2 separate regions of the Homo sapiens genome follow, and region 2 is linked to region 1. Evidence: chromatin loops called from intact Hi-C (ENCODE). Cell type or tissue: CD4-positive, alpha-beta T cell. All regions are shown on one strand.

Region 1 (4,000 bases):
AGTGTTCTGTAGCACTATAGAGGGACTATAATAAACAACAGTATATTGTATACTTTCAAATAGCTAGAAGGGCGCATTTTGAATATTCTAAACACAAATATCAGATAAATGTTTGAGGTGATGTATATGTTAATTACCCTGATTTAATCATTACACATTAATATATGTGTATGAAAATAGCACACCATACCCCATAAATATGTACAATTATTATGTGTCAATTAAATAAAAAAACTGGATAAACATTTAATAAAGTGTACATAATAGCCCAAAATGCATGAGGAGCTAATAAAAAAACAGCTATTTAATAGTTTCTATCTACTATCCCAGAAAAATTATATACATGGGTGCTGAAAAAATAAGTACCTTTTCTTGCAGAAACTTTCTATTATTTTTTGAGAAATCATGGCAAATAAAGGCAAATGAAGCCCCTAGTGGGGAAAAAGTAGATTTTGGAAATTATGAAGTTCTTCAGTTACAAAATTTTGGAATGAAATAACCGACATATTGTTGGAGAGTATTCAGAACACTGGTAAACATGAGAAATCTGTAGGATGTTTTTAATGGTCATGTAAACCCAGGAGAGTCCAATAGATATAATGACTTTTGATTTGAGTGAAATGTTTGACAATGACTATTGTAAATTTTTGTGGGAGGTGAAGAAATGTGGATTGTGTGATAGTAAACTTTGAAGTACTGATGGATAGTTGGCCACTTATAGCCGGAGTGTTGAATTTTAATTGAAAAGCAGGCTCTGTCTTGGCTCTTCCTGTTCAATTATTTCTATCAAAGACTCATGAAAATTGAGCACATATCTTGAGCCCACTGTCTGTACAACTAGAGTGAAGGGAGGGGATAGATACTGTTTTTTTCTCTTCTTAAAAATTGTGGTCAGGGCGTGGTGGCTCACGCCTGTAATGCTAGCACTTTGGGAGGCCGAGATGGGTAGATCACTTCAGGTTAGGAGTTCGAGACCAGCCTGGCCAACATGGTGAAATCCTGCCTCTACCAAAAAAATACAAAAATTAGCCAGATATGGTGTCACATGTCTGTAGTCCCAGCTACTTGGGAGGCTAAGTCATGAGAATTGCTTGAACCCATGATGCAGAGGTTGCAGTGAGCAGAGATTGAACCACTGTACTCCAGTTTGGGTGATGGAGTAAGACTCTGTCTCAAAAAAATAAAATAAAAAATATGGTAAAAACACATAACATAAAATTTACCATCTTAACTGTCCACTTACCACTTTAAGTGTAGAGTTCAGTAGTGTTAAGTATATTTACATTGTTATCAAGCAGATCTCCAGAACTTTTCTATCTTGCAGATCGGAAACTCTATATCCTTTAAACATCTCACCTCCCCACTACCCCCTGCCCCTGGTAATCACCATGCTACTTTCAAATTCTAGGAATTTGACTACTTTAGTTATTTATTTTTTTAGAGACAGGGTCTCACTGTGTCACCCAGGCTTTAGTACAGTGGTGCGATCATAGTTCACTGCAGCCTTAAATTCCTGTGCTCAAGCCATCCTCCCAGCTCAGTCTCCCAAGTAGCTAGGACTACAAGTGTGCACCACCACCACTGGCTAATTTTTTATCTTTTATTTTTGTTGTAGAGATTAGGGTATGTTGCCCAGACTGGTCTCAATTTCTTGGCCTCAAGTCATCCTCCTGCCTCGGCCTCTAAGGATTTGGCTACTTTAGATGCCTCATATAAGTATAATCATACAGCATTTGTCCTTTTTCATGACTGATTTATTCCATTTGGCATAATGTTTTTAAGATTCTTCTGTGCTGTAGTGTGCAATAGGATTTCCTTCCTTTTTAAGGCTGAATAGTAATCCCTCGTGTGTATATACCACATGTTGTTTATCCATTCATTCCTCAGTGGAAATTTGAGTTGCTTCTCCCTCTTGGTTATTGTGAATATGGGTCTGCAAATATCTCTGTGAGATCCCACTTTGAATTATTTTGGATTTACACCCAGAAGTGGAATTGCTGGATCATACCTCTGTACAGGTTTTTTTTTTTTTTTTTTTTTTTTGAGATGGAGTCTTGCTCTGTCGCCCAGGCTGGAATGCAGTGGCGTGATCTCAGCTCACTGCAACCTCCGCCTCCCGGGTTCAAGCAATTCTCTTTTCTCAGCCTCCTGAGTAGGTGGGATTACAGGCGTGTGCCACCACGCCTGGCTAATTTTTGAATTTTTAGTAGAGATGGGGTTTCACCATGTCGGTCAGGCTGGTCTCGAACTCCTGACCTCATGATCTGCCCACCTCGGCCTCCCAAAGTGTTGGGATAACAGGCGTGAGCCACGCACCTGGCTCTGTACTGTTTCAATAGCAGTTGCACTATTTTACAATCCTATCAACATGGCACAGAAGTTCCAATTCCTCTATATTCTCACCAATTCTTTCTTTTTTTTTTTTTTGAAACAGTAGCCACCCTAATGTATTTGAAGGATCGATAATATTTTAAGATACTTAGCATTCAAAAAGCTTTTAGTAACTAGAGTGATGGATTAAATGCATATATGATGAAATTCAGAGTAATTTTTTAAGTTTACGATGGAGGATACTAGACTTAATATTGACCTATATGCAAATATCTTACTTGATTTTATACGGACATTTTGGTTAGCAATATTATTTGGTGGCAATAACAAAAACTCAGAATGCAATAAAAGAAGTAGAGTGGTCAGATTACAGGGAGAGAATAGTGCTTTGGTACTGTGTACTGGTCAGACCATATCAGGAGGGTCGTGTCAACATCTGCCTGTTAGACACAGACCTGGAAGTTGATAAACATCTGACGTGCCACAGGGAGCCATACCCAGAAAGGGTCTGGAAGCTGTGACCTGTCAGTCAGTGAGGGAACTAGGGCTCAACCTGAGGAAGAACAGAAGCAGATAGTTGTCTTCATATGATTTAAAGTGGTGTCATGTGGAAGACGGTGAAGGCTTAGCTTTCCTGTTCGATGACAGAACAACAACAACAACAACAAAACATTATGTGGAACTAGAGAGAAGTGTGTTTCTAATCAACCTGAGGAAAAACTTTCTGGCAGGCAGAAGGGTACAACTGTGAAACCTGCTGATTCACAGCCTAGAGAGTTCCCTCTTCCCATGTGGAGAGGGAGGTGTTCAAGGATAGGCTGGATGATGGCGGGAGCATGGCTGTAAAGTATAGTCTTCTACTGGAGGGGAAATCTGGCAAGATGAATCTATATTCTGTGCACAAGAGAGTAGGAGAAGGTAGACAAAACATAGTTCCAGAGGCAAAACCTCTAACATATAGTAGGTGGTCATTCTTGCCTGCCCAGGCTCAACCCTACCTAGACTCTGAATAAATCTCCTTCTTAGGAGGAATCTGAAACTCTGTCCTGACTGCTGAGAATCCACTCAGGGGTGATGCTGAGCTACCGTCCGCTCCACACTGCCACCAAATGTCACACGGAGCCCAAGGTCTGACCCACTGCAAACCTCTCTGAACCTTGTTCTTCAGAGTTTCCTGCCTCACACTTGACTCTTTACAGCTTCACGTTTAATTCACACTCACACATGTGCCTTTCCTCTTGCTGGTCCCTTTACTTGGACTGTCAGCTCTTTTCTCATCCGTACTCACTCATTATTTTTCCTGGGCTGGCTTAGGGGCCTCTCCCTGCTATTCTCTGAATACCCAAGGCAGGTCAGGCAGGTGAGGTTTTTCCCCCACCCCCCACTAGGTGGCTGTTCCCCCACCTCCCACTAGACTGTGAGCTCTTTCCAAGCAGGTCCTAGATGTTGATCTTTATTAGTGCAAACAATGTTTATCGAATGAAATAAAATGGGGCAGAGTCTTTTGTTTGTGTGTCCTAGTGCCTAGTGTAGTGCTTAACATGTAGTTGCTTAATGATTTTTGGAGTAATAGAAGACTTAAATATTTGTATTTCTTTCACTCGAGGTCATAAAATCATCATATGGCTCTCAGAAACCTTAATGTGGTTGGGATGTGCCTGGTGAATCA
Region 2 (4,000 bases), 180 kb before region 1:
AAAATGTATTATATAGATATTGAATTAAAAAAATAATGAATGAGTAGAAATGCTGACATTGGACTCTGTTGGCTGGGCAGGTACATTTTGCCCCATAAATAGATTCTAAGTTCCTAAGATACATATTTTTTCAGACCTCACATTACCCAGTTGAGTTTGGAGTATGACATCGATATTTGACAAAACTCTTATTCTCTTCATTTTTTGCTCTTTTGGCCATATTTAGGTTTTGGTATCCTAAGAAATCCATGGAGTGACTTACTGAAGAGTTAACTTCTTGGATAAATGGCTATAAAAAATCAAATTTTTATGGTGCTACACACTGCAGTGACTCAATATTTTTTTATTGACCACAACAATTCATGCCTCACCTTCCAGGCTGATACGTGCTGTTGCTGAATGCTACTGGCGCGCTGCCATGCTCCATCTTAGCTAAATTTCAGTAGAGAATGAGGTATGCAGTTTGTAAACTGCTTTGGGGAATGTTGCACAGGAAGTCATTTTCATTTGGTTGCAGATCAACAGGAAATAAGGCTTAGTTGCCAAACAAAAGCAAGAAAAGCAACCAAGCATATTATTCCTTCCTTTGGGGCTTTCATTATTCTAAGAATCATTAGCATCACCTAAGACAGTGGAAGTTATCCCAGCTATCTCAGTTTCACATATAGAGGACATTTTGATAGGAAGAAGGTATTTAGTATTCTGTTCCAGTTTTTCTTTGCATTCTCCCATACACTGCTTTTGAACTTTGTCATATCTTCTAACCATCCATCTGATACATTTTAAGAGTTCTACTCCTTTCTTTACTAAAATGGGTCTGGCTTCCTGAATTACAGACTACTCCTATCTATGAGACATTTATTTCGGCCAGTTCTGTTATTCATTATTCTTCTCATTGGCATTAATATTGATGGGAATACAAGATTACTTACTTTAAAATCTGATCCTCTTTGAAGTAATTCTGATTGTGTAGGCTTGGCCATCTTTTAAATTAGAATGCCCTAACGTTATCCCTGTTAGGAACTCTGCATCATGAGACTCAGAGGGAGCGCATGACAGAATGGAAACTTTATTCGAATCCTTGGCATGTTTTAATTTCACATTGCTTTTTTATATTAATTTAATTTCCTTCCAGAAGGAAAGTTGGCAGTCATTTAGAGAAGTGCTAAGGGAGGTTGGAATCATTGCAGTTGAAATGCATGTGCAGGTCCCTAATCTGTAGATTATTGACATAATGAACTCTAAAACTCTTAATAATCATGTCACTGTGTACTGACAGCCTGCATTTAGAGAGCTTTAGTGCACGAGTTCTGTACATAATGTCGGCTCTACTTCATTGGGTTGGGTAGAAGTTGGCATGTTATCGCAGAGTGAGAGCTCACCTAGCATGTGCCAGAGACCACTCGTCAGGGCAGACCAGGAATCCTTTACTTCCATCTGCTTTATTTCTCCCTTTTCAGGTATGGAAATGTCAGCCCATAATATGCTGTATTTCCTTCAAATTTTTAACAGATTTGGATTTTTAAGAACAACTAACTTCAGACATTTTCATTGTTTGCAAAAGAAAACAAAATAAAACACCTTTTGGGAATTCAACTTTTGATTGCTGCATTTTTGCCTCGAAGGAATCCGTACATCCACGCTGGCACATGTTGGACATTCAGTATTAAAGTGTGCAGTCCTCTTCGCTTGCTGCCCAGCAAGTCATGGCAGACACACGGCTCTTCCCCTAACTAAAGCTATATATTTTTTTCTTACACCTGGACCAAATGCTTCAGATTTATTATCAAATGTGACATGGATGATTCAAACAAAAACAAATGCTCTTGAGTTTGAAAATAGAAATTTAAAAGACTAAATATTTGCATTTAGAAAGGAAAAGAAAATAACAGAAATCTCTGTGGCAGACCATTCCTTGAAATTATTCTCGCCAAATTATAATCATGCACTTTCCACTCTCTTTAATTAAACATTAGATTTCATTTATTCTCTATACATTTGCTTCAAGTAAATCAGAATGCCCATCCTTTTTTGTCATTGTAAATGTATTTCAACTTCGTGGCCTGCACATGATCAGGCACATTAGATAATTTTTAAGCGAATCTCAGTGATACTATATATTTTTTCAAATTTTATACTTTATGTTATATTTATAGTGATGAATCTGATCTTAAATTTTATAATATGTAAAGTGTGTAAGAGCTTGATGACATTTTTCACAACTACATTTATACATTTCTGCAAAGAACTTGTTGGTGATAGAGGGATGGAGGAATTTGTTTTGATCATATTATCACAGGTAGGTAAAGCTGTTGGCTGCTGTTCTGAGGAAGCTACAGTGATGAGAAAGGTCACAGTGCATTAATTTATATCACGTCTTCTATTTTGAGAGCCTTGGACCTTTACATGAAAGCCCAAAAGAACTTTCTATCTACCAGATTTGCAATTGTTTGAATTGCTCAGATAATATAGCCAAATAGCAGTCTATAACTATTAAAGACAAGCTTTCTAGTGGTTGAAATAAGAGTCTGCTCTTAAAAGTCTTAATTGTTTTATGTGGTAAAACCATTTAGTGGATTTTTAAGGAAAAAAAATTAGCCAGATTTATTTCTTATCACTGTTCATACAATTTCAAAGAATAAATGTTAACTAACTGAACCAGTGGTTTAACCCAGATGGGTAAATTGACTAGTTGATCTTATGTAATTGCAGATAAATTTTGCAAAATGACAGCAGTAGAACTGCTATAGACATTCTGGGGCAAGTTGAATTTTTGTAGGGTATGTTGTGCTTTTTTGTGATGATAGAGGTAATTCTGGGTATTTAATTGATACAATGAATTACTCAAACTCCCTTTAAATTTTTACTTTGCTTACCATTGACCATTTTATAATTTACAAGCATTTCCACAGGTTTGTGGGAAAAAGATATGCCAGGTCAGTTGGACAGTTTATTTTATCTAAAAGTTCCATAGAATATGAAGTTTAAATTAATGCTAAAGAAAGGCTTAGAATTGTCTGTACATGTTCAATTATCCATCATGTGCTCCACTCCCTACTCCTTGCAGAACAATAAAAACGCTTTAAATCTATTCACTGACATTTTCTTTAAAACTGGAGGAAATGAAGGGGAGAAGCAAGTTCCCATCACCATAGTCCTAAAACATTAGAAAGAATCCCTTCTCCATATCTCTTGGGTTGTATAGTATTTACCTGCTCGCAAGAAAGTGGGCAGCAGATGTTCCATTTTTATATTTAAAAGTTTCCTCTTTGGGGACTACTACTTATTTGCCTTAACTCCAATATCAGCTGATTGAACTCATAATGTTTCCACATTTTTGATCTAAAAATATGTGTGTGTATATATTCATACACCATATAAACTAGTTATTTACTTTGGATTATCCAAACCCATCTCTACCTTTGTAAGTATAGACTATATGGTTAACCTTTGGACAATTTTATTTCCCCTGTAGGATATTGGCATTCCAAAGAAAAATCTCATATCACCAATAATCTATTTTCTAAAGATTGAGTTGTATCAAATCATTAGGTCATTTTTATTTTCTCACCTCAGTTTTAGCAGGATCTGAGGACTTGTGCCAAATGTGAAGAAGGCCTTTGACAACACAAAAATAGCAGAATTATAGATTGCATCTATATCTTTTATTCATTAGAACTTTTCAATTGAAACAAAGTCAATTTTTTCAGTATCAGAGTAACACTACCAAGTTCTTTTGGGTTGTGGATACTGTGCAACCAAGTTGATCTGCCAAGCAAAATAAAAATATTTGGAATTATCCTAGCAACTTTCAGCTTATGTTTGAACTAAAGCCTCAATTGTAGAAAGATAGCAAGATTTGTTGCTGTGCAAACACATTTCCTACATCATCCACCAGATGGCCATGAAAAAAGAAAGTGCTTAAAGTGAAACTCTGATTGATGTTATTTAATGTAAAGTTTAAATCTAGATAAGCTCTGCCTACCTAGAAGTAACAAAA

Evidence for each region. Peaks named below come from ENCODE experiments on the same cell type or tissue, not always from the same donor. Only the 100,000 strongest peaks of a DNase experiment are listed, where the experiment ranks them.
Region 2: a loop joins it to region 1, with 5 times the contacts of the local background. A loop is called at or near these places in 2 of 110 quality-filtered maps.

The regions. Positions count from the first base shown.
Region 1 is chr4:120,870,194-120,874,193 of GRCh38, reverse strand. The region is part of intron 2 of PRDM5 (PR/SET domain 5); the gene reads left to right. Among named protein-coding and RNA genes, the nearest start is that of PRDM5, 51 kb to the left of the region's middle. In CD4-positive, alpha-beta T cell, no CTCF peak of the experiment used is centred here; no DNase peak of the experiment used is centred here.
Region 2 is chr4:121,050,366-121,054,365 of GRCh38, reverse strand. The region is part of intron 1 of NDNF (neuron derived neurotrophic factor); the gene reads left to right. Among named protein-coding and RNA genes, the nearest start is that of NDNF-AS1, 19 kb to the left of the region's middle. In CD4-positive, alpha-beta T cell, no CTCF peak of the experiment used is centred here; no DNase peak of the experiment used is centred here.